2 separate regions of the Homo sapiens genome follow, and region 1 is linked to region 2. Evidence: read pairs that join two places in POLR2A ChIA-PET (ENCODE). Cell type or tissue: Panc1. All regions are shown on one strand.

Region 1 (2,500 bases), 240 kb before region 2:
ATTAAGCCCCATTTCTCTTCTGAGAGTATTTCTTTGACAAAAGTTATATTTCCAAAACCAAACACATTTGATAATCTAAATCCATATCGAGGTCATCAATCACTGACCATAAGGGAGACTGTTACATCGGGGTAAAAAACATACAAAAACAAAACAGAGAAAATGACAAGCTGTTTCAGTTTCCTCAAGGTGTCAGTTCATCCTTACCAGTTGACTACAGTCCTCAGCTGTGAACCTAAAGCACAATTGGGAGAAATTTACCATGAAGACATTGACTCTCAAAGTTCCATATCCTGATGTTAAAAATAAATGTGAACCACCCAGAAGAATGCCACTTCTTTGAGACACGGTCCTCTGACATACCTGTCTCATAGAACAATCTGGAAATTTCAGGTAATGGCCTCTGGCTTTACTCTTTATTTCTCCTTCCCTGCGTTCTCAGCCTGCGTTCCACTGTGCTCTATGGCCTAGGTCTTCTTTGGCTTTCCCCAAACTCCCTTAGTGCCTAGACAGGTCTACTTCTGGCGACTGCCCTATTAGAATTGACTTTTATGTTTCACAAAAACAAAACCGAAGTTACTGTTATCTTTCTCTAATTAACAGCGTGGGAGGGAGAGGCCACAAAAAAACGGTATACTAACGCCTAACAAAACCAGCACGCATTCTTTCCTCTTGACCCCAACTTTGTTCCCAATGCTCAATTTTTGATGCAATAAAATGGGGGATGCAGGCCTAGAACATAACTTTTTACAGGGCGCGGTTTAACCATGCTTAGGGCGACTACTGAGTTTCATCCAAGCTCCAGCTAGTTTCCGACCTTACCACCGATCTCCTCCTTCAAGAAGACTCGCTTCTCTCTATTCGCCAGACGAGCTCGACCAGCATCTCTGCCATCTTCGCAATCTCCTTGGCTTTCTCCTCAGCCTTCTCGCACAACTCCGACACTCTCTCGTCGGCTTCGCCACTCGGGTGCTGCACGTGATTGAGGGCGCTCTCCTCCGAGGCCTCCACCTGCGTTTTGATCTGGATAAGCATATTGTCCATCTCCCACAGCTTGCTCCTGGTCCGCAGGTACGCCCGCCCGTGCTCGCGTATAAGAGACGCGATGTCCTCGCGCATCTCGTTGATGACCGGGAGCAGGAACTGCTCGAAATCCTCCTCGGGCTCCAGCACCTCCACTTCCTCAGGCGCTTCCACCTCGTCTATGTCCAGGGGCCGCATCTCCTCCTGCCGCTTCCTCAGTACCGCAGTAGGGGCGTTCTTCTCACCGGAACCCTCCAAGAACTGGAGATCAGCAGTTACTGCTGGAGGCTGAGCGACCCACACGCTTTGTCAATTGTACTCCCGAATTATCTTTATTTTTTTTTCTTCCTTTTAATTGTAAGCCTTTCGCTTCACAACTCTGCGGGAAGAATCGCCGTGGATGCACACAAATAAGCGGCCTACAAAATGGAGTCGCAGCCGTCAACTCGCCCTCGGCCTTTTTGCGGCCCTTTCACGACAGAGCCGGGCCCCTTTACGGTCACGCCTTCGGCAAGACCAGGTAGCGGGCGCGTGCACGTAAAGGGGCCTCGGGCGCGCGCACGTCCATCACCAGCTGCTTCCCGGCGCCCCTCCTCGCCCTCTAATTTAGATCGGTGGCGGCAGGTTTGTTCGCGTCTTCATCTAAAGCTTCCCTTCAGCGGGCTTTTACTTTTATTATTTTTTAAAAGTAAAAGTGACCCTCCCTTCCCTATATTTGAATAAGACTGGCTGGCGTTCACAGCGCTTACTATCTAAGCATGCACAAGCTTGAATTAACTTATATGAATTCATTTAGCCCTCACAACGAACCTAGAGGTAAAAACCGTGCTAAAAGTCGTGATTTGAGCCCAGAGCAATGTGGGTCCACAGTCCCTGCTCACTGTTTTAGAATGGAACACGTCCTTCTGTCCTCCCCACCCCTGGCTCATACTTTTGTCCTGGGGGGAAATTCTCTCGCTGCCTTGGGTGATTCTGGCCGGTGGTTTTTGGTCTCTCTTCGCCAGTCTGTAAGGTCCTCAAGGTAAAGGGCTACTTCTGTTTCAGTTCTGTCCTCCGCCCCTCCTGTCAGCCTGGCGTCAAGCAGGGTCTTAGGGGATGCTTTAGAGAGAGGAATTCTTCTCTAGTACATAAGTGCTTCTACCAGACTGGAGGCTGTTTGGGGACAGGTTCTGGTCTTGATCACCTTTATGTCCCTCCACACACAGGACCTGAAAATCAGCAGGGACCTAGTAAATGTGGCTTTGATGGTCAGTACATTTTGATCACTAACCTAATGCCATTGTGGAATGGAGGAAGTCTGTTGCTAGGCTTAGCCACCCAGTGCCACACTAGTAGTAATATGAGTGTGTGTAGAGGGGGCATCCTTCTTAACACAAGTGCCACAGATCAGAGCTTCAGTTTTCCAGTCTGATAAAGACCAATGGCCCCAGCCTGAATATCTGTCAGTGGGAAGAGGGATTTGTAAGATGACATGCGT
Region 2 (2,500 bases):
CGAGTCCAGCCTGGGCAACATAGTGAGACCTTATTTTCATTAACAACAAAAAAATTAAAAAGGTAATAAAACACTTTCACAAGGGAATTTTTAAAAATGTGTTCATGTACTCACCTACACCCCCTCCCTCACAGACTTTGTCAGATGATCCTCAAAGGGACATCAGAAAGTCCTTGTTGAATAAGTCTGTTTCTTATGATTAAATGATGCCAATAAATAATTTGTCGAATGATCTAATACATTTCCCCAGGGGGTGGAATGGTGGAGGAGAGGGCTAGTGAAAGGTCTGTTCTGTGAGTGTATTTCTTCCTTAATGTTTGGAAGACTTCACCAGTAAGGCCATTTGACCTGGAGTTTTCTTTGTGAGTTTCTAAATTATTGACTTAATTTTGTTGTTGTTGTTGTTGAGGTATAATATATAAATTGTGACTGTTGAGTGTTGAGGAAGGATTTGGAGAGGCATGGGAACACGAGGCTGCAGGGTCTGTATTTGGGAAGGAGACTGGCGATGAGGCGGCAGGGCTGGGAAGGCTTTGGCTGATAGGCTGTTGTCGTGGTTATGCCCCTTTGTGGAGTGACTGCTCTGGGCCCCACCCATAGCTGATGTGCTAGACCAGATGTGGTTTGAAACTCCCTGGGTAGTGGGAACCGATGAGAAGTGTTAAGTAGGACAGCAGGAATCACCTTTCTAAGTGCATGCGGCCGTTCAGAACAGTGGTTCTCAGATCCAGGTGTGCATCGGAGCCACTGCAGGGCTCGTTGAACCAGAGATTGCTGGATCCCACCCGGGGTTTATGGTTCCATAGGTCTGGGTGGGACTCAAGAAATTTGTGTTTCTAGCCAGTGCCCAGGCGATGCCGCTGCTGGTCCAGATTCCCCACTTGAGAACCACAGGGTTTGATCGTATTCATTAATTGGCCCCCTCCCCGAATCAAATGTTGGCTGCCCTGGGGCAGGGATTTTGTCAGTTTCATCCCCTCTGGTCCCCTGGGCCAGGCACAGACTAGGTGCTCAGGACCACTCTCTGCCAGGCCAGCTCTTGTACTTGATTGTCCAGGGTTTTTTAAATTGCAAAAGTAATATGTGCTTGTTTGGTTTTTTAAAACACAGTGCAGACATCTATGAAATAAAAGTAAAATTCCCTTTTCTGCTTCTCATCCTGTGCCTCTCAGCAGACTTCTTTGGTGCCTTGCATACATATAAACACACAGACAGGTGTTTTCTTTTTTAAGGGATGATGGAGCTGACTGTTAGAGGATGCTGGCTGGGGCTTGAGGAGGATGATTCTGCAGGGGCTAGTTGACATAACTGAATGGCGTTGGCTCCAAGGGGAACCAACCCATAGTGCATGCTGGTGGTTTAGACTAGTTTTTTTTTGTTGTTGTTGTTTTTGTTTTGTTTTTGAGATGGAGTCTCACTCTGTCGCCCAGGCTGGAGTGCAGTGGTGTGATCTTGGCTCACTGCAATCTCTGCCTCCTGGGTGATTCTCCTGCCTCAGCCTCCCGAGTACCTAGGATTACAGGCACCCACTGTCACGCCTAGCTAACTATTTTTTTCTTTCTTTTTTTTTTTTTTTTTTCTGAGACAGAGCCTCGCTCTGTTGCCCAGGCTGGAGTACAATGGTGCAATCTTGGCCCACTGCACCCTCTGCCTTCCAGCTTCAGGCAGTTCTTTGCCTCAGCCTCCCGAGTAGCTGGGATTACAGGCACCTACCACCATGCCCAGCTAATTTTTGTATTTTTAGTAGAGACGGGGTTTCACCATCTTGGCCAGGCTGGTCTTGAACTCCTGACCTCGTGTTCCACCCACCTCGGCCTCCCAAAGTGCTGGGATTACAGGCGTGAGCCACCACGCCCAGCCATAAGAATAGATCAGTTGGCCGGGCGCGGTGGCTCACGCCTGTAATCCCAGCACTTTGGGAGGCCGAGGCGGGCGGATCACGAGGTCAGGAGATCGAGACCATCCTGGCTAACACGGTGAAACCCCGTCTCTACTAAAAAAAAAAAAAAATACAAAAAATTAGCCGGGCGAGGTGGCGGGCGCCTGTAGTCCCAGCTACTCGGGAGGCTGAGGCAGGAGAATGGCGTGAACCCCAGGGGGCGGAGCCTGCAGTGAGCCGAGATTGCGCCACTGCACTCCAGCCTGGGCGACAGCGAGACTCCGTCTCAAAAAAAAAAAAAAAAAAAAAAGAATAGATCAGTTTTGGGGGACATGAGGTTGTTAGTTAGCTCTGGGTTTTCGTTTTTGTCTTCAACAGCATTTGAAGTGAGTGAGGGGGAATCCAGAGCGATGGTTCTAGTGTAGGTATTTGGATTAATTTCACGGTTCTGTGCTTGTGACTCAACGGCAGACCTGGCCGCTGCTTCACAAGGCACAGTGCCTGGCACACTGCAGACGCTCAGGAAGCGCTGTGTGCTTGGCGCTTTTCCAGGTCCGAGGTCCCGGTGGGTTTTGTGACAGGTAGCCTGGACGTGCTGTGTGCTTGGCGCTTTTCCAGGTC

Evidence for each region. Peaks named below come from ENCODE experiments on the same cell type or tissue, not always from the same donor. Only the 100,000 strongest peaks of a DNase experiment are listed, where the experiment ranks them.
Region 1: POLR2A ChIA-PET joins it to region 2 with 5 read pairs; 3 of 35 experiments call an interaction of 5 or more read pairs at or near these places.

Annotation. Positions count from the first base shown.
Region 1 is chr4:6,708,409-6,710,908 of GRCh38, forward strand. It overlaps MRFAP1L1 (Morf4 family associated protein 1 like 1), which reads right to left and starts at 1,457. Exons shown (of 2, transcript NM_203462.3): 1 at 823-1,457; 2 at 1-235. The coding sequence starts at 1,221. The coding sequence ends at 838. It overlaps LOC105378240 (a long non-coding RNA gene), which reads left to right and starts at 1,527. Exons shown (of 3, transcript XR_001741568.3): 1 at 1,527-1,647. RefSeq lists enhancers at 1-1,108, 1,132-1,421. In Panc1, no CTCF peak of the experiment used is centred here; a DNase peak (open chromatin) is centred at 1,453; H3K4me3 peaks cover 2,295 bases; H3K27ac peaks cover 2,219 bases.
Region 2 is chr4:6,951,463-6,953,962 of GRCh38, forward strand. The region is part of intron 2 of TBC1D14 (TBC1 domain family member 14); the gene reads left to right. Among named protein-coding and RNA genes, the nearest start is that of TBC1D14, 43 kb to the left of the region's middle. In Panc1, no CTCF peak of the experiment used is centred here; no DNase peak of the experiment used is centred here; H3K4me3 peaks cover 353 bases; H3K27ac peaks cover 289 bases.